Regions from separate parts of the Mus musculus genome. Here region 1 is linked to region 2. A link is a loop called in an ENCODE intact Hi-C map of the cell type or tissue named here. Cell type or tissue: left cerebral cortex. All regions are shown on one strand. Each heading gives the region's core, and the rest is flanking DNA. Links, peaks and the distances in the headings are about the cores only. Region 1 holds the start of Gm26146 (a small nuclear RNA gene). Region 2 overlaps Bckdhb (branched chain ketoacid dehydrogenase E1, beta polypeptide).

What was found. Peaks named below come from ENCODE experiments on the same cell type or tissue, not always from the same donor. Only the 100,000 strongest peaks of a DNase experiment are listed, where the experiment ranks them.
Region 1: a loop joins it to region 2, with 2.8 times the contacts of the local background. A loop is called at or near these places in 3 of 42 quality-filtered maps.

What each region holds. Positions count from the first base shown.
Region 1 is chr9:84,187,341-84,202,855 of GRCm38, reverse strand. It overlaps Gm26146 (a small nuclear RNA gene), which reads right to left and starts at 14,501; the gene lies at 14,330-14,501. In left cerebral cortex, for the core only: no CTCF peak of the experiment used is centred there; DNase peaks (open chromatin) are centred at 5,581, 5,750, 7,323 and 7,980; H3K27ac peaks cover 402 bases.
Region 2 is chr9:84,102,026-84,117,540 of GRCm38, reverse strand. All of the region lies in intron 9 of Bckdhb (branched chain ketoacid dehydrogenase E1, beta polypeptide), which reads right to left. Among named protein-coding and RNA genes, the nearest start is that of Gm26146, 79 kb to the left of the region's middle. In left cerebral cortex, for the core only: no CTCF peak of the experiment used is centred there; DNase peaks (open chromatin) are centred at 7,314, 7,509, 9,357, 9,896 and 2 more places; H3K4me3 peaks cover 1,264 bases; H3K27ac peaks cover 3,842 bases.

The sequences.
Region 1 (15,515 bases), core at 4,866-12,865, 83 kb before region 2:
TGAGAAGAGAAATGAGTTGTTGGCACAAAGTAAATTATGTCTATGGGACTCGTATGCCCACTCAGTTTATCTAAGCTTTACCTGCTTGAACATTCTTCCTGTAGACTTCCCCCGAAGCAGCAGGACAACTGTGAAGTGCAACATGCTCATTGTCTTGAGGTAGACATACGCCTCCTTTTTCTTTTACATTAGCAAGTTACCACCCTACATAGTGCAAAGCAGCTGCCAAATAAGATGGATGAGCTACGCTGAAATGCAGAGTGGTTGACTCACTTCAGTCTTATCTTGAACAAGAGATGGAAGATGAAGAGACCAATGTCATTTTCCTTGTCCTCCCAGTGATGCTGTCTAAACATGTGCTATGGGCTCAAGTGTAGGCACCTTCAGGACAGCAGCAAGCATCTCTCAGCAGCTCTTCACCAGAAAATGACTGTTCATCCCTGATCATGCCGCTGTTCCTCTCATACTGACTACCCAGGATTTAACACTCAAATGGCAAATGGCATATTAATACTTAATTCTGCCAAAACACTATCTTCTTAATGACAGCTAGACCATGCAGCCAAGATAGAATGCAAGTATAAAGTCGATAATGGATATCCTGAGATGCAATTCTTCAGATACTATGTTAGCAGAGTAGTATGAAGGCAACCTGAGAGCAAGAGCTAGTGGTCTCCTGCCACTTATCCTGGAGTACCTTCCACTCAGCATGACTGGGAGAATAATTGCTATGGGATGCTGCATTTTTTTCTTTTTACAAGACAGCAAGCATCCTTATCCTAAGGCGGGTACTGATTTGTTACTTTTTTTATTTAGCAAATTCTGTGGAGTCCCTGAACATGTGAAGCAGACACAGCTATAGCTGTGACCCTGGGCTAATGGTCTAGATGATGAGCCAGATTACAGAGAGATACATTCATATGTGCCTGATAGAGGCATACTCCCAGAATGTGGGAGGGCACCTAACTGAACTATCAATTAAAAAAACAGGGACAGCCTCACAAGAGGGTGAGATTTGAAAGCATAGAAGTTGACTAAATAAAGTAGTGGGGGGGGGGGGGAAACGGGACAAGAATTGTCTATAAAGAAGCCAAAGGGAGTCAGACAAAGGTGGCACAAGCCTTTAATCCCAGCACTTGGGAGGCAGAGGCAGGCAGATTTCTGAGTTCGAGGCCTGCCTGGTCTATAGAGTGAGTTCCAGGACAGCCAGGGGAAAACAGAGAAACCCTGTCTCAAAAAAAGATAGATAGATAGATAGATAGATAGATAGATAGATAGATAGATAGATAGATAGATAGATAGATAGATAAAAGAAGCCTAAGGGAGTACCAGAAAGATATCCTAAGCATAGACAATGGTAGTTAGAAGGAGACCAAAGCTGGCTAATGACTTACTTTTGCACATATCATTTTATCTGAGTTTCATCATTCCATGTATAAAGAGAAGAAAATGATACTGTTCTGTAAGAAAGTTGGAAAATTAAATAAGATGATCCATGCTCAGAGCTGTGGTATATAATTTCCAGGTAACAGTTATTCTTTAAGCCTTGGGAAATGCCAAACCACACTCTCACTGCTATTTATAGGTGAGAGCACGGGGCAAGCATCGAGGGGTTTGGAATGATTCGGTAACGTTCAGATTGTTCAAATACAATCAGGGTAGGAGACACCAAAGCAGTTCTCAAGGCTTTTGGTTGAACTTGGCCATTCATGTCCTTTACATTCTGCTTGTCCTTTTTATTTTGAGATGACGCTCTGTTCATCTCTTGGCTTCATCCATATCTGCATTCTGAGGACAATATGTCTGTTTGAGGTTTACCAAGTCATAAAAATCACACATCCTTTTCGTTGCCAAAGGAAAAGATGCTGTCAAACTTCAGCACAGCTTGGGCTCAGATGGAATAGCCTTTCAATTCTGAGCAATTTTTCAATTTTACTGGAAAAACTTGTATCCCCTCAAAATTCAATATTTTCCAATGAGAAAAATAATGCAGCAAATGAGGCTCCTTTTACTTTGCACATGAGGATGAGACAAAAATGACTATTTAATGACCAAACCATAATTCATACCAGATTACTGAAAAATGTTTGTACATATTTAAAGCTTACAGATAAATCTAATTTGTGAAAATATATGATTGGCTGATCCTCATTCAATCATCCTTTCTTTTAAAAGAAGGTGTAGGTGGCTGTCCCTCCTAGCCTGCTTAAGAGTCTTGTAGAATTCAGAAAGTTCAGCTCCAAGGCTGTCAACACATCTTATTTCTCATGCAGTGGCTGCAGGATGGAGCCCTGAGATGGTTTCAGTGAGGAGCTACTATCACTTCACAGTCTTCACAGGCTCCTGGCAGAACTACAGACGAATCATCCCAGGGTTCGTGTGGCAGAAGAGACTTTATGGAATGATCAAGTCCTCTTGGCAATCTGTAGCCACTGACAACCTCAATTTGAGTCCCACACATGAGAAGCATTGGGCCCAGCACTCTGGATTCCATATGCTTCCCCCAAAGCCTTGAATGTGGAATTAAGCACTTCCAGGGCTTCAAATACCATGGGCACATAAGGTCTCCGAGAATAGTGAGAAATTCTCCATTACACTTTAGAAGTACATAGAGAAGACTCTTGGAACACCAGCTGTGGACTTTGGGACACAGGTTTTCAAGCATCTCTGGTTAATTATCTACTACCCACCAACTCCAGCCATGAGTGTGATAGGAGAGAGTCAAGGGCATTTCATCTATAGAGAGCTGACTAGTCTCATCTGGCTCTTAGTGGCTCCAAACTAAAACTAGATCTTTGACTTCCCTTCAAGTTTTTAATTAGCCAGCAAAATAGCTCATTCTAATATTGATTTATTGAGTGCCAACCATGTACCAAACGCTGAAGAAGATACTAGGAACAGGATGTTGAAAATACATAGTTCCCATCCTTAAATAGCTCTTGGTGGGTTATAGAAGAATAACTATTTTTATACACATCCTGTGAACTATAAATGTGTCAGGTATTATTCTGGTAAAAATGGGGTGTGAGTCAGATCTTAGAAGATGAGGAAAAGGTTTTCAAATGAAATGTCCTTTCAGCTGCAAGGATGGGAGAAAATAGGCAGATTAAAAAGAAGGAGAAATACTTGCAATTCCACAAGGGAAAAATAAGGGAAGAGCCAGTTCAGAAACTAAGCATTTTGTACAACTTGTAGGGTAGAGCATAAGAAACAGGGCAAGATCTGAAGCTACAGAGACTAAAAGCAGTACAAAGGAATCAGAGTGGATTAGTCTGTGACCACATGTTTGAACTTTATAAAGATGATAGTAAACTTTCAAAGAATCTTAATCAGGTGAAATGAATGATTGGCTGTGTATTTCATAAAACATTAGAACATGGAAGGAGCCAGAAAAAAAAAAAGAAACTCTTAGAAGTTTGGCGCAATGATTAAACCAACAAATAAACAAAAAACAAGAAACAAAGAAAAATATGAGACATGATATGATGTTATGGCTTTAATCTGTGATACGGGTTTTAGGATGTTTTACTTTAGGATATGGTGAGCTTTGGGTAGTGGGGCATAGCTAGAGGAAGCAGGTGGCTGAGGCTGGTCTTTCAGAGTCTGTGATGGTTAGTTATTTTTGATTGGCATGCCATGCTTGCCTGCCTCAAACCGTAAGCCAAAATAAAACCCCGCCATCGTTACGCTGCTCTTGTCTAGTATTTTGTCACAGCAAAGAAAGAAGTATCTAGTACAGAGTTACATTATCCCTGTCTGCTTCCTCTCCCTCTTTGCTTCCTGGTCAACTAGGAAGTGAAGAACTCTCTCCCACAACAAGTTTCTGCTAACACTGTACAGACCAAGTACCTGAAGCCAAGTGAACATGGACTGAAAACTTACACTCCACAACACTTACTCCAAATAAGTCCTCCCTCCTTTAAGTCTGCCATCAGATTTTTTTTCCCAGCGATTCAAAAGTCACTAATATAAATAGGTACCTGAACTATGACAGTGACAATGAGCATGGGCAGTGATGTATAAACAGGACAAATGACTAGAATGTGAAGGCTTAAAAATTATTTGTAGGGAACAACGGACACAAGTGAACCATGAAGGAGACCTAAGGTTTCACATTAAGCAGTTAGGTGTGCCTTTCATTGGTATAAGAAGATGAGGAGAGGCAGAGCAGAAAATAACTATTTCATTTTGCATATTAATTTGGTATATGAGAAGAAAATTTTAAAAATTTAAATCTAGTAAAAGGTTGTGAATATAGGTTTTTTTGACCTTGAAAAATAGAGATGTCATTGATTCTTCACCTCATTTATGGTAGTTGATGTCATAATTGGGTAGAATTACCAAGGTCTATGTGTGCACTGTAACAAGCTCATGACAAAATGCAGAGACCAACAATTAAGTGATCCATCAGGAAACCAGAGTTCTCAAAAGTCAGGGTAAAAAATTTACCCAAGAGAGGAAAAAAAAATCTCAGAAGCCAAGAGTTTCACCGAGGAGAGTTCAATCCATGATGTCAAATGCTGCAGGGCAGTCAAGGGAGATAAGGTCTAAGAAGTGTCCATTTGATTCGGCATTCTGTCCGGCCAAGATGACAAGTTCCATTCCAAAAGTACCATCTCAGCAGACTCTGGGCTCCCAGCTTGTCAGTTTTCCACATTAGCAGTGAACACACTGGGCAACTTGTTATTCACAATGGAGACAAATTGTCAGGTCATACAGCTTCAAGTATCTTTGACAGTAATGTTTTGAAGATAAACCTGAAAAGTGTACTTTTTTGAAAAAGGAGCTTGAGATATTTTCATTTTCCTTCTCTGTCAAAGAGTAAGCCAATCCTTGGGTGTTTTTCACTCAGCGATATAATAAATTCATCTACTGTTTAGGGTGAGGTATTCCAGAAACCTCTCTTGCTGTGTCCTCACAGTGAAGTTCAAGCACTGTTCCCTGGGAACTATGATTAAGGCAAGAACTTCTACATTAATAATTTTATTAGCATTTATGTATACATTTTAATTAAAAAAAACTCTTTGCCACGTTTACTTTTAAAAGATGCACGTACAATTTTATGATTAGCTAAAATATGTGCTCTTTGATACAGAGGCAAATTCAATATTTGTGATAACTACATCAGTAAAATAAAACATGGTTTTTCCAGAAAGTTCAAAGGTTTTTTTTTTCTTTTTGTATCTTGGCACTTACTGTATACAACAGACAAGAAAGAAGTGTAGTTCTCAAGTTTTCACACACAGAAGCTATTAATGTAAGCCATTATCTCCTCCTAATTCAGGATGAAACTACCCTCAAAAACCATGAGAACACACAGGAAAATGTGTCTCCTGCCAATTTTTTTCATCTTACATTCAAGTTCTACTGACAGTAGATGATCTTTATCTATTTGGGATGGCATAGGAAATGTCTTACAGATCCAAGTTGTCACAACTAATTGGAGTCATTCAACTCATCACGGAATTCCTTGCAGTTGCATAAGCCTGCAATTCGACCTTTGCAAAAACAGTGAGGATGCTAGTCACACATTTGGAAATGAATGTAACGCCATAATTCTGTCTCCACAAAACCCTCATGTTGCCAAGCTTTCCACAAAAGCATCATCAGTGATCCAAACAGCCCATAAATTATGTATGTACAGTTGAATTTATTTCGTTTACAGTGCCTAAAGTTATCATTGCAATAAGAGTATCCATTTGATGTCTGCCCTCTTACCTTGTTCTCAAGCACACAGCATTTCTGGCAAGCAACTGCTGCACAGGATCTCAAGGCTTGCCTTGCCCCACTGGAGCTGCATTACCCATTGAATAGGAAAGCGTTCTTCTCCCTAGCCTGTTGCAGACACAATTTCAGGCTCTGAATCTATTAACTAGACTGTTAGATTCACCCAGGTGAAAAGATGAAGTATTAGTGTCTCCATGACTGGCACAGTCTTTTCAGGGTCCATCTTTTCTGCTGCAAATTTAAGAATCTCTTTTTATGTCTGAATAATACCATAGCTTATCTGTCTCACACTTCCCCCCCATTGGTAACTGGTAGACGTTAGACGTTCTCTGTGTATTCACACCATGGCTACAGTGAAATAGTTCTGAAAAGAACATGAGTGTTTATATCTCTTGGAAACCCTTTCAGTTGAAGACTGCCTTGATCGTTCGAAAATCTGGCTTTTACTTTTTTGAAGAACTTTTGTGCTGTCTTCCATAACAGCTGAACAATCTGTCATTCCCCTTTACTCAAACCCCCGACACCCCATTTTTCCCTCTTTTTATTATATTTATCCTGAGAAGTTTGAGATCACAACAGAGTATAATTTTTTACTTGCATTTCCCCAATGATTAGTGACACAAATTGTGGCTGTTTGAATAGAAATGGTCCCCCACAGGCTCATATATTTAAATATTTAGTCATCAGGCAATGACATAAACAGGATTAAGAGATGTGGCCTTGTTGGTGGTAGTCCATCACTGGGGATAGCCTCTGAAGCTTCAGAAGTCTAAGTCGGGCCCAGTGTGTGTCTCTCTGTCTCTCTCTTCCTCCTATCTGTGGATCAAAACTAGGACTCTCTGCTCTTCTCCAGCCCTATGCCTGCCTGTATACCACCATGATCCCCATCACAATGACAATGGACTGAACCTCGGAACCTGTCAGCAAGCCCCAGTTAAATGCTTTCTTTTGTAACTTTCTGTGGTCATGGTGTCTCTTCAAACTACTACAACACCAAGACACACATTTTTAGCTTAGTTTTGTTTTTCATGGGAGTTTAGTGGTTTTTCTGCTTTGTTCACCTAATGAAATACTTAGGAATTCTGGACACTGGAACAAATGAACACATGGGTATGAATCATTTTCCCACTTTCAGTGTCCACATTTAATCAAACACTATCAATAATGGTAGATGCTATTTATTAATTACTACATATGAGCCTGTTTATTTGTAGCAAAACTCCTAAGTGGACTTTCTATTATAAATGATTGATGTATGAAATATCTAAGGTTTAAAGGGACTAAATAATGTAGCCACACTACTAGGCACAATGTTACGCTGCTGTCTGTACAAGGATATTGATCCTTTTCTGTCCACTAAATAGTTACTGTCAAATTATGATATGCACAAGCATACAAAAATTTACATAAGATACCGAGCTTCTGTTCAAGGCCAGCTGCCCATGAGTGCTCTTTCTTCAAAACTTCATTCTGGCTATTTGCTCAGCCCATGATGTGAAATGAGGTTACCGCAGACGGACTTATTATGCATCCATCTCATCCAAGAATAAGAGACGCTTCCTTTGATGTTGTGAAAGTGTGTGGAACAAATTAACATGACTGGCAAATCAGTGCTTCCTTCAACACAGTTGGCTTTTCCATGGGAGCATGCTCCATTCATTCTTTCAGCAAGCCCTGCCAGGTGCCAATAACTAAACCTATGCTTGCTTTGGGGGAAAACAAGAAAGAAGGTGAAGAATGTATCTTTGCTCTTTAAAAAGATTGTTTCTCATCAGGAAAGGAAATCAACTTACCTAAAATCAATACCCATCCATATTCAAGCTAAATACACTGCCTTCTAAACTACTCAGAAATTGTAAGTGCTAAGGAACAGCAGAGATGGAAAGGAAATGCCCACATTTCAAGGTGGACAAGACCTTTGTCTTTCATCTTAAGACAAAGATGAAAGGGAAGGCATTGGCCTTTGAGTCCCTATGCACTGGCACTTGTATGTCTTCGGAGTCTGTAGATTCAGAAATGAGCCACAAATAGGAGAAGGAGACAGGGCAGGTAGCAATGTTTAGTTGTCCTGGCAACTGTGACAGGTCCCAGCCTTCAGCCAATGATAACTAGCATTTTATAGTCCTCTGCAGAACGCTACACAATTAAACATCGGTTTAAGTGACTGCATTAGCCAAGTCATTCCAAAGAGAGAGTGAGCCAGTAGCTATAGCTGGCAGACAGAGAAGGGGAAGTGTGCTCTGAATACTCGGTGAGTCACTCCACAGACATAGGCGAGAGGGTGCCAGTTTTGCCTGCACAGTGTGCCAGAGCCCCAGCTCAGAGCAGGGTTAGGATTTGCATAGGAAGTAAATCCTGCACCCAGCTATACTGATGAGTGGTATAGCTGGTATCCATGGACTATGTTCTCATGGTTCTAAGGTTCTAGGTGTGGCCTCCAAATTGTAAAAGTCTGCAGTTCCACATTGGTGGATGACCATTAAAGGCCCCACTCAGATGTTCCAAGTCCACACCAAGAACACGTTCTTCCATATTCTCATTCAAATAACATCTCAGCTTGGCTTGCATAGTGGCCCACTTTCTCATGTGGCTTAACATGCCACAAGATTCATCTACATACTTCTTCTTTAGTGACTATTAAATTCAAGGTGGAGTGTGAGAAATAGGTTTTCTGTATGAATAGTTAGGTCCATAAATCAACATGTGATAAATAAGCCCAATTGAGTCTTCCTCCAGGAACAACAAAGTCATTTATTATGGCAAACATAGACTCAAAATGGCAAAGTGTATGTCTGTCACCACAGTTAACAAACTCATCCTGTCCCCACAAGAAAGCAGGTGGACCATGACTGAAGATGTATGTAGTTTTCACAAGGAAGAATCATTTTGTTCTAAACACAGACAAGAAATGAATGAATATACACTTCAGATTTCATACTTTTAAAGCATAAAAATTAAAAAAAAGCATAAAAGTCTCCTAGAATTTATCAAGAATGAGGTAAGAATCTTCATAAGGGTTGCAGAGACAATCCAATAGGTAAGGATGATTACTGAGAGGATTCAAGTTTGGTTCCCAGAACCCACATCAAGCAGATCTCTGCCACCTGTAACTCCAGCTCCAGGGAATTCAATACCCACCTCCAGTCTCCATGGAAACTCACATACATATGGTATATGCTCACACAAACACATACACACAAATAAAAATAAATCTTGAAGAAGCTTCACAGATAATAATTCAATAAGAATCCTTATCTTATTTATTTTTATTTATGTATGTAGATCCAGAGGCTAGCCTCTAGTGTTAACCATCAGGAACTGTCTACCTTGTCTTTTTGAGACATTGTCCTTTTCTGGAGCTTGGGACTCATACAGCAGCCTAACTTGACTATCCAGAAAAACCTAGGGATCCACCTGTCTCTGCCTCACCAATCCTGTGAGTGCAAACACATGCTACCCCATCTGGCTTTTCACATTGGTTTTCTGGATTGAACTCAGGTCCTCACATTTTTGCAGAGTAAGCAATTTACAGAAGGAAAAAAAAGACAAATATCTGCTTTGTGCAAAATATATTGTTTTTAAATTGCATACAACCTCGTGATAATAAAGTGAAAAATTACTATTTGGAAAAACAAATAGCAAGTTGTTCTTCCAATGAATAAGTACATAGCATCTGTGCTATACAGTATAGACCAGTGGCTCTCAACCTTCCTAATGCTGTGACCCTTTAATACAGTTCCCCATGCTGCAGTGACCCCTAACCATAAAATTATTTTTTATGTTGTTTTATAACTGTTATGTAGTGGGGTTTGGCCTAATGTTGCTTTTTTTCTAAAGTTAATTGGGACCCCCAAGATTGTTTGCTCAAGAGATTTGCACACATAAGACACTGATGGATCCCCCCCCCCTTAATTCTGATTGGTAAATAAAGATGTTGGCAGCCAATGGCTGGGCAGGGCAGAGAGAAGCAGGACTTTAGGATTGAAAGAGTTGAGACCGAGACCAGGAGAGGAAAAAGGGAGAAGACGATCCACCATGCCGGGAAAATGTGAACAAGAAATACACCATGCCTGAGAAGAGTTAAGGTCAGAGATGCATGGGCAACCATGTGAAGGAGCTAGAAGAACATGGCCTAGAGCTAGACCCAGCTGGGCAGCCCTCTAGGTCCAGAGCAGCCAAGATAGAACACAGAATTTAGAAATCTGTAGCTCGGAATTATCAGTGGGAGGTAGATTCTGTCAGTAGTGGAGGTTAGGCAGTGACCCAGCTATTGTGTTGATTAGGGCAAAGTAAAATATAAAGGCTGTGTGTGCCTTTCAGTCAGATACATAAAGCATTGAGGTGGATACCAAACCCAGCATCCTGCTTACTTAATAATTACTTTTACACTTAATATTGCTACTACTATGAGTTATAATATAAATATCTGAGATACAGAATATCTGAGATACAAACCTCAAAGAGGTCATGACCCACAGGTTGAGAACCACTGGATAGATGGTCTTTTCTTTAATTTGCCACATTGACTGACTTATTTTAGATAAGAAAGGCAACACACCTCATAAATAATCGAAATGGGATGTCAAGAAAAGGGATAGTTAAGTGCTTTTTAAAATGGGGGGAAATCAGAAGGAGAAGATGTGTAAGTACTCAGAGAAATGCATGAAACAACAAAGTCATTTCTTATGGCAAACATAGACTTAAAATGGCAAAGTGTATGTCTGTCACCACAGTTAATAAACTCATCCTGTCCCCACAAGAAAGCAGGTGGACCAAGAGTGAAGATATATGTAGTTTTCACAAGGAAGAATCATTTTGTTCTAAACACAGACAAGAAATGAATGAATATACACTTCAGGTTTCATGCTTTTAAAGCATAAAAATCTCCCAGAACTTAACAAGAATGAGTTAAGAATCTTCATAAGGGTTGCAGAGACAATCCAATAGGTAAGATTCATTACTGAGAGGATTCAAGTTTGGTTCTCAGAACCCATATCAAGCAGATCACAGCCACCTGTAACTCCAGCTCCAGGGAATTCAATACCTAAATGTTGAATTCAATACCTTACAAGATGTGTAAGTACTCAGAGAAATGCATAAATGGAAAGGGTCCACTCAGAACTGGCATCAGGGCAAGTCTCATGGAGAAAAGTAAGCTAGTGAGAAAGTCCCTGGTTTAAAGGTATTGAAACTACGATAATGAAAAAATATGATCAACCTCTTCTTTATATTACATAGTACAAAAAGACTTAAATACATTTTACAAGAGCAAATGACCAACAACGTATGAAAAGGTGTCCAACATCTTTAGTCATCAGAGAAACAGAAATCGAAAGCACACTGAGGTTCCATCTTAGCCCAACAGAATAGCTATTATCAAGAAAAGAACAACAAATACCAGTGAGAATGTAGGATCTTTATGCACAGTTGGTGGCAAGGCAGGTTAGTGTAGCCACTCTGGAAATCAGTACAAAGGGTCATCAAAGAAATTGAGACACAAGCATTCAATCCAGCTTTACCACTCCTGTGTGTACACCCAAAGGAATAAAAGTGAGCACACAGCAGAACTGCCTGTGTTCCCATGTTTATTTCATCACTATTCCGAATAGTTAAATTATGGGGTTATCCCAGCTGCCCATCAATAGATGAATGAATAAAGGAAATGCAGGAAACTCTAAAGAAGATTAAAATTATGCTTTGTTTTGTTGGCTTTTTGCAAGAAAACATAGAATTAGAGGTCATCATGTTAAACAAAATAAACCAAATACAGAAAAGTTACCACATGTCTCTTTCATAAGCAGAATTTAGATTTGTTTTTAAAGAATATAAAAGTAGAATGTGATTATTAGAGAAAAAGAGATGAGAGTATAAGGGAGGGTAATACAACATAAATGTAATAAAAATATTGATATGAATGCATGAAAATATCTATGAATCCAATATATTTTGTATTATTCTCATGAAATGAATAAGCAGTGTTCACAAAATGAGTCTGGATGTTGCTAAGGCATGACTTTCATCTGCTACTACAGATGACTTCAGTAATTAACAATATTATGAGAGAAATTGAAGTAAATAAACACCTTCTCAGTCACACTGATTGAAAGTGAGGCTGTCGGGTTGGAGAGATGGCTCAGCAGTTAAGAGCATTGCCTACTCTTCTGGAGGTCCTGAGTTCAAATCCCAGCAACCACATGGTGGCTCACAACCATCTATAATGAGATCTTATGCCCTCTTCTGGTGTGTCTAAAGATAGCTACAGTGTACTTATGTGTAATAAATAAATTTTAAAAAAAGAAAGAAAGTGAGGCCATCTTTAGGAGATAATACATGTGAGAACCAAATAAAGGGGGAAAAAAGACAATGGAAGTGAATAATTATAATAAAGTTGTGAGACTTCCAGACTTTAGAACTCTTGGGGGTGACCACAAAATCCCCAAAGGATGTGAAATAATTGTATCTGTTTCAGCAGATGGGATAACCTTAGCTCACAATTGAAATCCATAGAAATATTTTTGTATCTATATACTTCCCCTCCCACCTCCCACATATACAACAGTACTCAGAAAGGCCATTAGTCATGACAGGATGAGAACATGAGGTATGTTCATAGAGTTAAGAGCAACATAATTGTATGTGAATGAAATAAAGGCAAAGAAGAACAGAAGGGTGAAAAATTAGATGATAGAAGATTGATAGGTAGATAGGTAGGTAGATAGATAGGTAGATGGATGGATAGATAGATAGATAGATAGATAGATAATTATTATGATGATGGTGGTGGTGGTGATGATGATGATAAATGAATGGATGGACAGACAGACAGACAGACAGACTGATGGCAAGGATCTTCCCAATAGGACCCATCTGAGAAGATGACACTATGAGGCTCCCAGGCCAATCCTACAGAACAACTAAAATCAAAATGACTTGTGAAAATTGAAAGGCAGGTATGAAGAAGGAAGGAAAGCTCAGATCATAGATCATAAGGGAGAGTCAAGGAAAAGGGACACACCTAGCACAGATAAAGCAGGACAAGTTAAAGGAGAAACTGCAGATGTATTGCAACCATCCCTGAAAAGCATGGAATGGTCTGAGTCAACATTGGAAGACCTGGCCTGAAACTGCAGGGTGGGCCTACTGATTCTGTGTGGTCTTATAGACAAATCTATACACATATTCCAAGGGTCTCCGGGCCTTCAACTCCTGAGATCCCATCTGGAACGTTAGTTATTGCATCCAGACTTGCAAACAATTCTCAGCTCCATCCAGGTCTCTGTGGAAGATTAGAGGTCATGAGGCCTGTAGTCTGACTTCTGTTATTTACCAGACCTGCTGAGCTTCAGCCCATTTACCAGGAAAAAAAAATGCTTCAAGCCTAAAATTCCAACAGCTTCATTACACACAAAGCATAGTCAAGAGTAAATCTGATCACACATATGAGTAATGGTGCCTTCTAGATCAATGAGTTATCATGCTTCAGTGGTGTGTGGCCCACACTTCTGTTAGGCCACCAAGGAGGGGAGAGGAAAAAAAAGAAATAAAACGAAGTGTGACTAATTGCAATTAGAGAGAACAATGACCCAGGAATATCCTTTGTGGGAGGGAGGGTTTGCTCTTCAGAGAGTGCACATCCAGTCTTCACTGTCTCTGGGCCTCTGACTTCCCAGGGCCCTGCTTCTTGAATTCTCCTCTGTGCTTGCAGGGCCAGTCTTTCCTTTTTTTTGCTCACCAAGCTGCTTCTATGACATCCTGTGCACTCATTTCTTTACCTGAAACTACCTTCCAGACAGTGGAAGGGAAGGCAGATCAGGTAGCCTGAGTGAAGGGAAGGTAGCTCTGGTAGCCTGAGTGAAGCAGACTCTTTTAGGAATCCAGGCCATATGAACTCAAGGTGGTCTAGAAGTTGAATCATGGGGCACCAAGTATAGAAAAGAAAAAATTCCAAGCAGAGCCTTCCTTTGTGGGAAGCAAGACAGGCAGTGTGGACCTGATCAAACTGATGTCCCTTGACCCCAGAGCCTTGCTGCTTGCCCAGCACCAAGCAGACTGTCCAGCTGGGCTGTTCTCTGACTTCAGGAAGCCACAGGGTGTTGGCTTCAGAAACATTGTCCACAAAATTTCTCTAATTTTTTCAAGACATGCAATGTCATAAAATTTTTGTCAGATTGTTTGTCTCTCATTTGTTTTTATCTCACACCTTGGGTTGCCCTTATGAATACCTTTGCCCATCAAACATGAGAATCATCCTTCACAATCTAGGCAGGGATGTTCAGAGTAGACACATGCTTTCCTGTCTCTCCTTTGCTACATCCCACCACAGTAAATCCGGTGTTTCCCTGGCTAGAAGCACTGGACAGAGATGAGAAGCAGAGCCACCCTCTTCCTCGGCTTAACCACACCAGTATCACCCCAGGAGAGGAAACGCACCCGTGTGCTAACCACTGAGACATTAAGTGGCTTTGATCCTGTAGCATAAGTTGGTCTGTCTAAATGGCTCCGTGTGTTTCTTACGATACAATACATCTCTTTTAGTTGGTTTCCTTTTTCTCTTTCCTTCTTATTTCTTTTTGCTTGCTTTCTTTTTTGGTGGGGACAGGGCTAGAGGAGAGCTCAAACTCATTCAACCCCACCCCCCACTATCACAAATTATGCAGTCGAGTTCCCTGAATTTAAAGAAATCCCAGGGTTCGACATATCTGGCATGCAAAGAATGATCATCACCTGAGAAAACCACATTCGTGATCATGGCACGTACCCTGCCAGGTAAATATCTTAGTTGCTTTTCCATGAACAACAACAACAAAAACCCTTACAAAAGGAAGCATTTAATTGGGCTTATGGTTTCAGAGGGTTAGAGTCCATGATGGTGGAGCTAATGTATAGTATGGGAACACAGGAAGCCCTGGGCACGTGAAGTTCTGAGTGAATGTGTGTTGTTGACATAAGCCCTCCATGCCAAGGATCATAACTTCAGACTCGGTAAAGTAGCAAAGCCCTACCCTTGGGGTGAGATGCAGAGGGATGACAAAATCTTTCTCTGGCCAATGTACAGATACTGTGTGCAAAAAGAAAAAAAAATCAACCATAGGTTTCTACCTCTTTCCCTTGATATATTTATGGCCTAAAAACTATTCCTCTACAGAGACTGATATTAGCTAATTCTCCTCCTCAATTCAGCTGTATAACATAAATCCTACCTCTTTGTTCAGGTGTTTGCAACAACCTCACATCCCTATGTGAATGTATATTATTCACACCCCGAGCTTCCTTGGATGATGATAAAGCAGGAACCTGGAAGTGGGGACTGAAGCAGAAGCTATGGAAGAGTGCTGCTTACTGGTTTGTTTCTTATGACTTGTTCAGCCTGCTCTCTTACTCATCCCGAACCACTTGCCCAGGGTAGCATTTCTCACAGTCAGCTGGGCCCTCCTCCATCCATCATTAATCAAGAAAATGCCCTACAGACTTGTCTTCAGGCCAATCAGCTAGAGGCATTTTCTCAATTACGTTTCCTTGCTTCCTGAATATATCTAGGTTTGTGCCAAGTTAACCACTACCATCCCCAGCACAGCAGGTTTTATTGTTAATCACTCAATGATCATATGAGTAAAAAGTTCCTTTCAGCTTTCACTCTATAGTCTTCGTAGATTTGTTTTTCACATTTCTTTAGCATGTATGTTTGTGGGGTGTGAGTATGTATATGCATATGTTCTGAGAGATACATATGTATGTACATGGAGACCTTAGGTTGACATGGAGTGTCTTCCTTGGTTGCTTTCTGTCTT
Region 2 (15,515 bases), core at 2,777-10,776:
GCTGCACTCAGTCCAGAAGGCAAGTCAGAGTCTGGTGTTGCCCCCTGGTGGGGAGCACAGGTCCTGGGCTAGGCCCTGGAGCTACTGACAGACGAAAATACAGGGAGACAGGTAAATCAAGACCTCAAGAAATGGTTAAAATATCTAGCATATCAAAAGAATATCTTTCCCACATGGTGAGCTCAAGGAAAAGTGACGTTTCAACACACAGACGATCATGAGCAGAGTCCCCCAGGTTAGAGGATGCCACCAGGGTGGTATGCTTGGAAAACTGTTCAAGAAGACCACACAATACCATTAGGTATGCCTTTAAAACAACCATTTGGGGTTTGTCTGTTTGTTTGTTTGTTTGTTTTATTCTTTACTTCAAGAACATCCCGGCTCATGTTTCTTTCTAAGAGGAATTCGAGAATAATGTGTAGTCAGTTTTTCTAGTGACAGAAATTTGGATGCAGCTCACTGTGCAAGACTTCATTCATGCCACCATGAGCTGAAAAGCTGTGAGGTCAAGTTCAAAGTTCGAGTAGAAAGCCATAAGTCTTTCCTATGCTTTTTTATTCCTGGCATGCTGGTGCTGACTAGAAAAAAAATGCTAAACAATTAATTATTAACTAATCTTTTTGGGTACAAAATGGTACCCAAAAACAGAAACAATAGGAAGAGCTTGTAAGTCAAATAGACAAGTTTCCATTATAAGAACTAATAAATCAGGCTTTTGTGTTCTAACAAGGAGGAAAGTCCACAACCTAATTCCAAGGTGAAAGACAGATTTCATTCTAATTGGCTTTGCTAACAAAACAGTCCAGTACAGACAGCCCTTCCATGGTACCTATGCCACTGTAACGATTTGGACTGTAGATTGTATCATATATGAAGACGGATTCAGGAGCAGTGAATAAGGCAGACAGATGCATGAGTTACCATCTATTTCAAGGGGAATATATTCTGAAACAGCGTGATGCGATTTGTTCGTGTCCTGGCATTTATACTTATATCCTAATATAATTTAGTTGTCATTAATTTACTGATAAGCAAAACAACAGATTTCCTTCTATATAGAGCTAGTTGTTCAGAGATCATAACTGGAAGCACAAGAGTTAAATACTAAAAATACAAGAAAGACTAAACTAGTTTTCCAAAATGACATGGAGCAGATAGCTTGAAAGTCCATGAACTTTATATTAATCCCACTTATGTAAGGTTAGACATCACCCTGCTTCCAAATGTTATCACAGAATATTTGTTTTAAATCTGCCATGAAAACTTGCCCACAGTCAAAACATGAGTTTCTGCAAATGAGAAAGAGTGACTCGGATATCTTGAATCACACTTTCTCAGCACATGAGTCATGGAGACCTGCAGAGGGTCATGTGCCAGCAACTGCAAATTACCGAACTAAATAAATACAACTTCACCAATGTATGCAGTTATGTTCACTTAAGCTAATGCTTTAAACACTATGTAGCACGCTTTTAAAACAGAGCTTGGACTGCATGTATATTATTATGTGCCAGTTTTCCATGGGATTAGATATGTAAATCATCCTTCAGTAGTCAGAGTTCCCACCCAAGCCCCTAAGTCAACAACAGGATACCCTCCAAACCTACATGTCTACTTCATTGTCTCAATACTACACACATGGGATGCAGACAACTAACACCAATATAACTAAACAGGGCAGTATATGAATGATATAATTTTACCGAGATTTATAAAAAAAGCTGAAAATTATTATTCTTAAGCCAAACTTTCTCAGCAAATTTCAAAATGTAAAATCACAGTCTTAACTAAATTCAAATGTGAGGTCTCTATTATACAACTTCTCAGACACATCTTCAGCGTCTGCTGTTGAGACTCCATGTTTTATCCTTGATGCAAACCCCTGGCAAGTTGATACGAAAATTTTTAACATTTCTTTGAGCTACTTAAAGAATGAACTGAATCCCCAATTAGTGGAGGTTTTTTTTTTTTTTATTCAAACTCTGAGCATATACATATTTACTTAAATTCCAACTCTATTTTTAAAATAGAGTTATTTTCTGAAGTTGGAAACAAACACCATTTCCGGTATTCCTGGGTTTCCCTGGATACAGCCAAGCTACCTAACACCCAGTTGGAGATGATATTAAATAGGCAAAAAAAAGAAAAAAAGAAAAACATAGAAAGAAAGAAAGGAAGGAAGAAAGCAAGAGAGAAGGAAAGAAAGAAAAAAAGAAGGAAAGAAAGAAAGAAGGAAGGAAAGAGAAAAAAGAAAAAAATTTCATGGTTCAGAGTCACAACATGCCACAATATTAACATCTTGATATGAAAATCTCAACAACTCTTGACATATTGCCTGTAGAAAATGAAGTAGCACAAATTTTAAAACCAAAATTTAGTATTGAATCAGTGCCTCCTACTAACCCAAAATTATTATAAGTTAGATATTAGATTCCTGTTTTCCTAAGCTAGTTTTCTAAATTTTGCTATTTTATCATAACAGCTGATGAAAAGAAAATAAGGATAACTCATTTGTTCATTTATAACATATATATTTTTAAAAACATGGCACTATACTGTGATGATCTAAGGACCCATAAATTTAAAAATATTAGTTGATTTTAATTTTCATGAATTCTAAATTAGGCATCAGAAACATAAAACCTAGCACTACATCAATACCTCTTTGGTTTCCCAGGTAAAACCAGCAAAGATTTTTGTCCTACTTCAGGCTTGTCCCCGTATTCGTGAACTATGAGCTACGATGCCCACCATTTTCAATAAATGGTAGAGTAAGAAAAAAATGACTTAAAATTAATTTCCTCATTAAATCTCCCTGCAGCGCATTTACTGATGACAACTGGACTCTGAAGGGGCTTTTGGGCTTCATAATTTTGCAGTCCGAGGTTGAGACTCCTTAGAGATAAAGTATGTGCAATTTGACATGTAGAACGCACTGGGACGCAATGCTTTTGTTTAAATATGTTATATGCAGGAAAGTGGGGGGAAGGCAAGGATCTCAAATTTCCACAGACGCCAAAGCTTCTCAAATTTTACAGTTCAAATTCTTCCTATAGAAAAGAGCACGGACCGAGGCAGCAGCGGCACGGGAAGGAGAAATTTCCTTAAGATGTGGACACATAATGATAAACATAAGCCGGCAACAGCTCGGGGGTCCCCTCGGGAGCAAACAGCTCTGTTCTCGATAAGGTAGGATTTCCTGTGTGCTTGTCACCGACAAATTAAAATCCTCCTGAAAAGTAACTTCAGGTGATTGCAAAAAGCCGTGTTTCTGCACATTTTTCCATAAATTTCTTGGGGTCGCAGTCTACCACCACCAGATGTTCAAATGTCGGATGTCAGGCATCATCCCAGCTAAGGCGACCTTTGTCTCCTCTCAGGGAGATGCACTGTTTCGGCTTTGACCTGCTGAGTTAGTGAGCAGTCGGCACTCTCCGACTTTTGTAACCTGTTCTTAAGTTTCAAACCTAACCATAAACCGAAACTAAAAAGAACAGATGGGGTCCTCTAGAACTGCCCCGTCTTTCTAATAAAAAACAAAAACAAAACCAAGAAACTGGATTTTTAAAAAGGTGGCTAAAATATTTGTTATTTCAAAAATCAGTATTGAAAAGCTATCATGGTTTATAAATAAATATTTTCCTTCTCTTTAAACATGCTAAATCTATGTGTTGATGTTAAATTTATGTGTTGTTGTTTATGTTTAAAAATGTTAAAACAGTTGGCTAAACACACACACACACACACACACACACACACACACACACACACACAAGGAAAAGGGGAGAGTGACCACTTTACAATATATGCATGATGCCAACAGACAATGTCAATGTTTTATGAAATGAAACACTTTTCTAACAAGTTAATTCTGGGTGCCATAGCAACATAACCTTTCAAGCTTGATTTTAGTGACTACATTAGGCCGAGTTGTTCTGCAATAGTTTGACTCTGACCACTAGATAGATGACGTCAATTTTAACCATAAAGCCTGGCAGAAATAAATGTTACATGTTGGCATCAATCATTTGGCAGATATCTGGTCAGAAATGTGATGCTGTTGTCTGCTGCTACTCATAAAGTTTAGTCACTAAATAGATGAAGTCTGTGTTAGGGATGTGTGACAGAGGCTGCAAGGGGCAGGTAAAAACCCTTATCAGATGCACAGGACTTCTGTATCGGGCTATGTGTAGCCTGTTCGTGAAAACAAATCTAGTTGTTGCAGTGACTGTTAGTATCTAACTCAAATAAGACGCAGAATCCAAAGTAAATTTTTTCTCTAGTGATGTTTCTGCCCTTAAAATTGGTTATTTCTTACAAAAACGCATTTCACGTGGAATGCCTACGAATTTGCAAACATTTTCCTGCTAGTGTTTCAGGAGTCAGGGGATGGCTCAAATCCATGGCTTTTTCTGTAATTGAGAAAATAGGTGCTGATAAGACCATTTCGGCTCTGCACGCAGCCTTAGCACAGCTGTACAGCCTGCTCAGTGCAGATAAACGTCCAACAAAGAGGATAAAAACCACAGACTTATCAGAGGGGTGGCTGGCGGCTGACATCTGGCTCCTAATACTTATATAGTTAAGTGTAGAAAGGTCTGACGGAAGGCACCCTTAGCAGGGAGCCTGAGGTGAGCCAACAAACAGTAGTGATATAAAAGGTAATATTCATGTGTTTGTTTAGATGGATCAGAACGTTTCTTTACCACCATTTTATTCTTTTAAATCCTACTTGCTAGGGACTGGTTTCCATATATTAAATCTGTACCTCCAATGAAGATCTGTGGCTAAAGTAGGAAGTACCGAACCATCCCCACCCCCACCCCCAGCCAGAGGCCACGGGGATCCACATACCACTCATTATGTCAAGGCATAAATGGCCTCAATTTCCCATATACTCAACACATGCAAGGAATAGCCAGAAAAACAACATGGAGAAAGACAGAGGGGAGAAAAATGAAGCTGCCCATTTGCCTATGAGTTCCAGGAAGGAGCATGTATACACAGAAGCTGATAAGTACTAACCTAGCCTAGACAGTAACTAAACAGATACTCCTTTTTGATAATGCACTAGCATTAACTATCTATATGATCTGCCTTGATCCTTTTAACATCTCTGTGGTGGTGACAAGTGAGACAGTGAGTCTGGGATGGCTCCATCCTCACACAGGTACACACACATTGCTGTCCACCTAAACCTGGGGAGGGGGGAGGTTTCACTTGACGCAGGTGCATCATGAAAGACTAGAGTCTCTCGTACTCAAAGGCTCTTTGCTTGGACCAAGGCGATTCTGTAGTTAGTGCTACTGCTGCACCTGGCAACAGGAGCCATTTGTTTCTTTCAAGGCGAACTGAGATTTTGTCCTTTTTAACTCTCACAAGCAGCAGCAGGACTGGAGTCTGTACTGAGGAAGAAGGCTCAGACAGTGGGGACTGGGCAGCCTTCTTTAATCAGAATCACAGCAAGTGGGTGTGCAGACTCGACGATTTTCTTTTTTTTAAAGATGCTTTCTGAAGCGATGTGCATGGTGTGCACGGGAGGGATTTGTTTTAAGTTAACTCTGAGCAGCTTGCTTTGGTGGGAAGTACGTGACTGTGAGATCACACTTGTCTCCAGCTCGCAGCCATCGACGTAAGTTGGATGGTTTCTATAGTGAGTTTCAAATCACAAAGCACTTCAGAAGAAAAGGAAACCGGCCCCCTTTCATTTATTTATTTTTTTTTTATTTATGAGATAGTCCAGATGAATTTATCTAAGTTTTTTGGTTAAAATATTACAACTTTTTGAAAGGCTGGCAAAATACTTTAAATATGCATAGTTTGCAAGTCTTAGCCTGGCTTTGCCTTAAATTGGGGAATAGAACTTAACCTCCTCACAGTAAATGTTTTATAGTTGTTCTCCACACTTGACTGACTTTTTTTTTTTTTAGGACTCTACCACTAGAGAATAATATCTCTAAAGTATTTAAATTAATGGTTTTTGAGAATTAAATTAAGTCATCTTTTTTTTTTAAACAATCAAAACAACAGGCAATAGAGCAAGACACTGAAATTACAATCTCAAATTCAGTGTAAACTAAAGTGTAGCACAGGGTCCCTGTCTCAGAGCATAGACACCAACCCCAGTCCATGCTGATGCGAAAGGCCCCCGCAGCTGACACTGGGTCCTTCTTAAGGAGCTGTGGGCTCCCCTTAGCAGTAGGAAGCGAGCTGAACATGTATGTAAGTCCCAGCAAGTGGTCCTTGCCATGTACAGACAGAGCTGCACGGAGCAAACAAATCCTAGCTGTCTGGGGCAGACATTCCAGCCACTCCTGGAAAAGTTTCACTTTTAAAAGCACACATGTCTGCTTCTGTCTCTGTCTCTCTCTGTGTCTGCACATACATAGATATGTGCACACATGCCTAAGTGCATATATGTACACACGTGTGCATATATGAATCAGAGTTTCCAATGCATCCAAATCTCATCATTTTCGATTCCCAGCCTCCAAAAGGAGCAAGCTTACTTTTGACATAACGAATCACCAACCCGCAAGGATGTTCCCTAGGCTCCCTCCAAGGCTAATTACGTAGCAAATCTAATTAAGCTCATATGATTCATCTCAGCAGCAGGTACTTCAGTTACTTCGGCACTGCCAAAAGGGGTCTGAAGTGTGTGTTCTCCCTCCAAAATAATCACGCTGCACGCCAAACTGATAACCGTTAAACACAGCTGCAGAGCAAATGTGCAGTCCCGGTGTGGTAAATGCGGTGTTCGCACATCAATCTGCCCGCCACACAATTGCTGGTTCAGAACTACCGACTGTGCACATATAGCACAGCTATAGAATACTCTGTACATTAGTGCCTGTCCTCTGCTTCACTAGTGGCCTTGGACAGACAGGAGGGTTCCCTGATCTTGAGAAACACACACTGAAGGTCTGGAAAACCCCAAACCTCAAACACTGAAATGCTTCTTGCTAGACTGCTTTGCTTAAGTTCAACAGCTCATGTGAGTAAGAGCACAGAGAATTCTGTGCATTTGAGAGTACATTCGCTAACCTCATTCTTAAAAAATCACAGAAAGTCATCAACCCAAACTAATTGCTTTTAATTGCAGTTCTTAAGAATACTAACCAAAGCTATGACAAACCAGCACTGCAGAAATTAAACTTTATTTCAGTAATGCGAGTAATTTCTGCAGAAGGAAACCCTTTGCAGAGGGGCGCTCCAGCTCAGTGGGTTTTGGGTTGTTTAAGGACAGGATCGAATTCCCTCCAGAGATTGTGAGATCACCATGGCAACCACCCTTCCCCAAGATACGAAAGAACCAGTGATCTAGAAACATGCTTGTCCTTCTGTAGTGGTAACAATATGACCTAGTTTTAGGGACAAAATCTACCTGGTTTTGTGCAAAGCAAACAACATGTTCACTGGTTGAATCACCACCATAGAATATAGCTTTGTTAATGAATGCAAAAATACTGAGATTAGCCATGGTGCTACAGTGTCTAAACAAAGCAAAAGTTGTGACTTCAGTTATTTAAGATGTTACATAAGGAGTAGCTAAGCATGTAGGCCCGGGCTGAGGAAAATGGCCAGTAGAGAGCAAAGGGTGTGTCAGGCCTGAAGCTGGTCAGAGGAGACACCATATGTTCCTCACAGCTCTTGGAGTTTCTCAAAAGGGGAACATATTTCAATAGTTATTTGAACTATATGTTGTCATTTCGAGCCATCTCATTCTTGATCTGAGGTATAATACAGAATTGTGAGTTAAATATCTGTGCTTAGGTTGTGTTTGGTTTTTGTTTGGTTTTGTCTTTACTGGCTTGGCTATCAGTTGTTGTCTAGGTGCTGGCTCAGTTGAAGTGTGCAAAACTAACTAACAGTGCAGAATATCATACTCCGTCTCACAAGCCCTTTGTATTAGTGACACTCAGATTAACCAGAACTGCCTCACCTTGAGACATTAAAGGGCTTAGTTACCACACACACACACACACACACACACACACACACACAATTTAGAAAGTAGGCCTGGGATATTTTCACTCCTTAGTAATGCCTAAACACCCTCTCCTTCATGGAATAGATGCTGCACTGTTGCAACAGCAACCCTGCCTCCTGAGTAACTTTCCTAGTTTCCCCAAGCCAAGAACAGATGTACAAACACATACCTTCCAAAGAAAGTAAGGAAAGAGAAAAGGAAGGGAAGGAAAGAAGAAGAGGAAGAGGAAGGGAATTCGAATAGGGAAAGAAAGGGAAAGAGGAGGGGAGGGGGAAGATATGGGGGAAGGGAGCAAGGGGAAATGAAAGGGAAGGGGAAGAGAAAGGGACCATATCGTTGCTTTCTTAAAAGCCCTTTTGATCTAATTTTGTTTCTTGCTTTCCTCTATCCTGCTATGGTCACATGGTGCACCTTCCAAATTCAGCATAAATGCCCTTCTCCAAGACACCGTCCAGTAACTTGATATTGATTTTTTTTAAAAAGAATACATCTATTTTTTTTCAATTATTATTACTCATATTCAACAAGCCTGCACTGTAAGATCCCTCTGTGTCCCTCCCTGTATGTACAGGAACATCTAAGGAGCATGGAAAAGGAAGGAAATTCCAAAGGAGGGGTGCAGAAGGAAAAGGGGGACAACCAGATGGCCACCAGATCAGCCACAACCAGAAGACAGCTACAAGTGGTTTTCATATTTTACACATCTATATCTTACACAATCCATTCGAGTGGCTATAGAGCTGTACGCTGTTCTCAAGGCTCCTGCGTGAGGAATCTAAAGGTATCATCAGAGATGAATCATGGGCCTGCTGATAATTCAAACGGCAACAGCGATGACAAGAGGAAGTGAGGGGGCACAGTGGAAATGAACAGATCGCATGCATTTGTAATTTGGGGGCAATTGCTCCATTTGGTTAGAAATATAAGAATGAAACCCCAAAATGTCTACTTGAGAAAGTCGAGAAAACTAAAGTGAGGAGCTTACAATTAAAAATACTACTCTATGGTCTGCAGCTAAGTGGACTCGTTTCTTGGCTAGCAATCGAATATCCTTTCTCTACCAGGAAGATATATATATATATATATATATATATATATATATATATATGTATATATTTACTACCGTAGCCAGTGTCCTAATGACAATGTTACTCTCCCATTTATTCATACTACTGCTTTCCTTTCTCAATGTTCTCTCGCTCGGTGCTGAGTTTTTAATGATTATCTATTATAAAGAAAAAGACTCAAAACCAAGTAACCTAGCAACGCACACAGAGATCATATGTTTAATGCCGCCTGCTGTTCTTGTGGAAGAAGTAAGGTTCGACCATGCATACACACTGACATTCGAGTGCTTTACTGAGTGGCCAGAGGAAATCCATTCTCTCTCGTGGATCCCCTCAGCCTTCCAGCTGCCAAGGCCGGCTACAATGTAGCAAACTGTGAACTGAGCTCCTCAGCTTGCTTGCTACCTAAAAAATTCAAGGAAATTATGAAGTAATCAAAAAATGAAGGCAAGCCTGAAGCAGAACATTTTCTATGTGCCCAGTTACACCAAGTCACTAGGTCATGCTTGTTTTCTTCAGCATTTACAAATTCTGATTTATGAAAATTCTGGTGTTTGGAAATTATCTTATTTGGTCTCTGGCTATGCACAGATTTCTGAGGCCATTTAAGTAATTTACAAATAGCTTTCCATTCATGTTGCGAAAATATGCTTCTTTGTGCAGAAGGCTGACAACCATCACAGCATCTTCGACTGCACGGCTATCACTGTATAGGGAAACAGGAAGCAACTACGTAAGTAATGGTATGGCTCTCCCTCACCCAATCAGTCCCCTCTAGTGTGGGCTCACTAAGGCAAACAGGACGGCGAAGGTATTCACACTGCGGGCAAGGAAAGCATAGATGCCCTAACATCACCTCAGACGAATTAGCGCTGGGTCTCATCAGCAGAAGGCACACCAGCGCCCAAGGTCTGGCAGCCGGCAGGCATGCAGCAATAAATAATGCCTTGCCAGAGAAGTCTGAATTCTCACTTAGCTTCACATGGCTCAGGCTGCGGGAACAACAGAGATGTAAGAGTCTTTAGCCCATCCATACGGGTAAGGAAAGTTTCGCGGGAGCGAAACAGAAAGCACTCCAGCCCTGAATTCCTGGCAAAACCTTATATTCAGATTTTCAAGGTTTCAACATTAAAGTGGTGGAGGAAGGGAGGGAAGGAGGAGGGCAGGAAATACGAATGACTAGAGAGTAAAGTCTCTATCGCGCCCAGATCACAATGCAAATAAAAAGGAGTGTACTGGGAAAATAATCTTAGTGCCATAACTAAACGGGAGGGGGAAGGCACACCCTGGGGAGACTGTATAGAAAGTACAGAGACGGTGGAGAAAGCAGTCTCTCTTTATGAGAAAAGGCCATAAAGTTTAATAAAAACTTCCATAGTTAAAGGAAGGAAAATATAATGTCTGGGGCCTAAAGCAGAACCCCCCTTTTGTGGGTAGGTGAGAGTCTCTGGGAGGTGTAAGATGTTAGCAAAAAGCAAAAAGCAGGCACAGAACACATAGAGGCAAACATTTATAAGCCACAAATCTAACAAAGTTCTTACGTTACAAAACTCTCGGAACCTAGCTGAAAAACAAGAAAAAAAAAACATAAAAACAATTGGAAAGTGGAAAAAAAATGTTAGGAGCAGAGAAAATACGGATGACCAATAGTCACATGAAAAGATGCTCTCTACTCAGTGAGACATTAGTATGTGTGGATGTATAACTGGTTGTGTGTGTGTGTGTGTGTGTGTGTGTGTGTGTGTGTGTGTGTAGAGACAGAGGGGGGAGGGGAGAGTATGAATGGAAACATTTGCAAACATACATTTCAGCACTTTCTTATACAACTAAATATCCACTTCCCATGACTCTGCAGTCCAACTCTTGGGCAATTATCCCAGAGAAATGAAAAGTTTTGTTTACACAAATAATATGTACACCAACGTTCGTGCCAGCCTTTCAAATTCTTCATAGACTTTCTCAATTGAGATAAAGAGCTTATAGACTCTATTTAGGGATGTAGAGATGGTTCTGTGGTTAAAAACATTTGACTGTTCTCCAGATGCCCCAGGTTCAATTCCCAATACTAACCGAGTGGCTCACAACTGTCTTTAACTCCAATTCTAGAGAATCTGATGTGCTCTTCTGGCCTACATGGGCACCACGCATGCAAATGGTGCACAGACATACAGTCAGGCAAAACACCCACATACATAAAAAACAATAACAAGACATCATTTTTTTAAAAAAGTTTTTCTATATAGGAACTTCATTCTCCTATAAATTGGCAGCAGACAATAGATATGTCTGTCAGCAAAGGTGCCAGGTGCTGCAGCAATTGGGACCTTGTAAAGCAATGAAGTTCACAAGATGGATTCTTAAGACATAGCACCCAGTGCTATCTCTGATACAGTAAAGTCAAATTTGGTATGCATGTTAGATTTAAAAAAAACATTCGAAATGCCTCTGATTAATACTAACAAACACAGTTTTTTTTTCCCCTGTATGTTCTTCAAAACTTCCCCTTGTTAAAAAGTACCAATAACTCTTTATATTGGATGTGCATTACTGTAATGTAATGGGCAGTGCTGGTTGGCCACAGAGAAACCATAATCACCCCACTCCCCGGGGATTCTGAAGGAAGCTGAAACTTCCCCCAACCCAAGGGTGGGTCTGAGGTGACTTAGCATCAGCATTTTCACCCTTCAGCACTGGCTCAGGTCCTTCATGGTCAAATCATGATGAATCTAGAACTCTGGCTCAGAACTGATAAAGCCATGTGGCCAGGCTTCTGTACAGAAGGGGACATCATTCCAGCCAAGCAGTGGCCGATAGAGTGGGAAAGCATCTTCACCAATCATACATCAACAGAGGACTAGCGCTAAGAATGAGAATACGCAAAGAACTGCCCCTCCCCCCAAATCCAACTGAGAATAAAAAAAATACAATTTAAAAATGAGATCTAGACCTAACCTGAGAGTTCTCAAAACAATGAAATACAAATGACAGAGAAAAAGTCAACCTGAGCCATCAGGGAAATGGAAATTAAGACTACTGTGAGATTTCTTCTTATCCCAAGCAGAATGGCCAAGATCAATAAAAGAAATAATAGTGCATGCTGTGGAGGAAGTGGGAAAGGGGAACACATATTCATCGATGGTGGAGGTGCAAACTGGTATGGGCCATGACGGAAATGAGTGTGGTGGTCCTGAGATAGCTGCAAAGTCAAGCCACCACAGGACACAGCTATAGCACTCTTGGGCATATACCCAGAGGACTCTATATCTTACTACAGAGATTCTTGCCCACACATGTTCATCACTATTTTATAGCCAGAAACTGGGAATAGCTTAGATATCCATCAAATGATACATAAGGAATAAAAATGTGGTATGTTTATACAATGGAATATTATTCAGCTGTTAAGAAAAATAAAATTATGAAATTTTCAGATAAATGGGCGGAGTGAGAAACAATTGTCCTGAGTGAGGTAACCCAGATCCAGAAAGACAAACTTTGCATATTTTCTTTGTGTGGCTGTTAGCTTTTAAGCTTTAGATATGTGTGTTTCACTAAGAATATCCATAGACATTAGGTAGTTAGCAAGGGAACACAGTGTGTGTGTGGTGGGGGGTGGGAGGGTAGAGACTCTTCCAAGAAAGAGGAAATAAATATGATAAAGGGAAAGGGGGTTGATTAGAATAGTGCAATCCAAGTGGAAAATGGGACGGCAGGGTAGAGGACAGATACGGAGAGGGATAATAAACTCTAAAGGCCATTGTAGATGCTATTTTTTTAAAATCTAACTGAATGAGAAAGGGAAAGAATAGTATATCACTGGGGTGGGAATGGAGGGAAAAGTGAAAACTGAAGAATAGGCAAAGAAAAAGTACCAAAGTTACCCAGGATCCTCTGCACACTTCAAACATGTTTGCAAACCTGTACTCAGGCTCACAGACATGTGTGCATTTGTGTGTGTGTGTGTATGTGTGTGTACATGAGAGCCTGTGTGTGCATTCATGTGAGCCTGTGTGTGTGTGTGTGTTTGTGTTTGTGTGTGTACATAGGAGCTTGTGTGTGTGTGCGTTCATGTGAACCTATGTGTGTGCATGCATGCAAGCCTGTGTGTATTTGTGTATGTGTGTGTGCATGTGAGCCTGTGTGTGTGTGTTTGTGTATGTGTGTGTGCATGTGAGCCTCTCTCTCTGTGTGTATGTATGTGTGCATGCACATGTGAGCCTGTGTGTGTGCATTCATGTGAATCTGTGTGTGGGGGTGTACATGTACACCCCCACACACATACACTCATTAGTATATCCTTATTTGCACAAATACATTATGTTTCATATTACCATTTCACAAACAATGGGTGCCATCTCTCTCCCTGACTCAACCCTGTCAGAACCCAGGCGTTCCCCAGCCTGCCTACCTCACCCCCACAATTCTACCCAGGGTTCTGCAGCCCTGCTCAAAAGCAGCTCTCATACTTGGCTGCATGCTATAGCTGCCCTAGGAGCTTTGGAAACAGATCCTGGGGCCCCTCACGCAAGCACTGATATAATAAATACTCGGGGGTGCATAGGATTTTAAAGGATGTTCGAAAATTTCACAGTGGGTCGTAAATGACCTCTGAACCTCTGTAGTCAGCTTTTCAGCTGGGTGTGCACCTCAAACAGAAATGGGAGGGGCAATGGGGGGCTTGTTTGCTCATGAAGTTCCATACCATACGGCTGGAAGAAGATGAGACATAAGTCAGTATGCAGAAAGCAGTCCTAGAAATAAGAAGGTGATTATGACTGACATGAGAATGTTAAGGAAAAAGAGATATTGGATAAGAAGGCAGATGCCAGGGGAACACTGAAGGGGAAGACTTGAGAGAACCTGCCAAAAGCACAAGACACAAACCTCACTCCACTACAGAACAATCTGGACGGCGTCCACACTGTACAGTATAAACCTACTCATTGGTAAAGAAATGTTCCGTAAGGGATTTTCAGGTCTCAAGGCTCATGTGTACTGGGAGGTAGCCTACATGTGGTGAACACTAGGAACTAACCACTTTACCACTTTTCCACGAAGCTTTAGAAGAGTGGTAATTCTAAAGCGGTAAAGCCAACGTGTATTGTGTCCTTAAGCAACACAGTGATCCAAAAGGCGCTGCTGGGACAAAATGAACCAAGAAAGTGGGTTTGGGAAACTAAAGCAGCACTAAGGATATCACCCCAAATAAGCAAGTGGCAGCCCCTCAATACATACAAGTGCAGTAGGAGTGCGGACTTTACTGGGTCTGAGCTGTGGAGTGGGGGCTTCCTTCACTTTCCCCATCCTAAGAAGAGAACGCTGAAGCTCAGAGGGGCAGGAGACCAGTGTAAGTCACGCAGTTCACATGTAACCAAAAGGGGCAGGACAACCAGCCTGATGTAGTGGCAGGCCACAGAGGCCCTGTGTCCCCCCTCCCTCAAATAGACTGCTAGTATCTAAGGAATGACACTTGAGATCCCCATTGGTTTCCCACAAGCATTCACATGTGAACACACTTGCGCAGACACAAATAAAAACATTTCTGACCAATGCCAGAACCTAAGATCATTAACTACTTCAAGTCATTTCATAATCTAGAGCCAGTACATCAGAGCTAAAATTTCAAAGGAAATTAACCCATGCAAGTTATTGGCAAACTTCTATTTTTGTAAAAAAGAAAAAAATCACTAAATGGATTACCCAAGAACTTTAATTTTGTTCGATTAAAGGATATCCAGGACATAAAGAAAAAAGCAAGTATAGACTAGCAGGTCATGTCTAGAGCCAATCACTTGCTTTCTCCACAGATGTGGAACAGTGAGGAGAGAGAAATTAGAACTATGTAATCTTCTTGACACAAGCTTTTCTGCAATTTTCAAGTCCTCCCCAGGCAAAAACATATGCCCAGAAAACTGCCTTTTGTTTACACAACACAACAAGCAACTACACAGAAGTCCCTGTAACTGTGTATTACAACTGTGTACAACTGAAGATGGCAGAGCAGGTACCCGTTTCTGAATGAACACCCTTCAGTTCAGAAGGCATCACAGGCATCCATGAATGGTAATTTATTGTTTGAGAGAGAGAGAGAGAGAGAGAGAGAGAGAGAGAGAGAGAGAAAGGAAGGAAGGAAGGAAGGAAGGAAGGAAGGAAGGAAGGAAGGAAGGAAGGAAGGAAGGAAGAAAGGAGGAAAGGAAAGAAAGAGAGAGAAAGAGGGAAGAGAGGAAGGGAGGGAGAGGGAAGGATGGAGGGAGGAGGGAGAAAGGATGGGAGGGAGGGAGGAGAAATCATGGCATTTTTCTGAACTGGGGCAGTCCTCTTGACTTCAGACTCATGTACATATATACAGTGAATGTCATGAAGATCCAGAGAGGAACACCCCTGCTCATGGGCACACACTTCAAAGGCAGGTACAGCACACGGCACATCACCCTTCTCTTCTCCTTAATCTGGAGCCT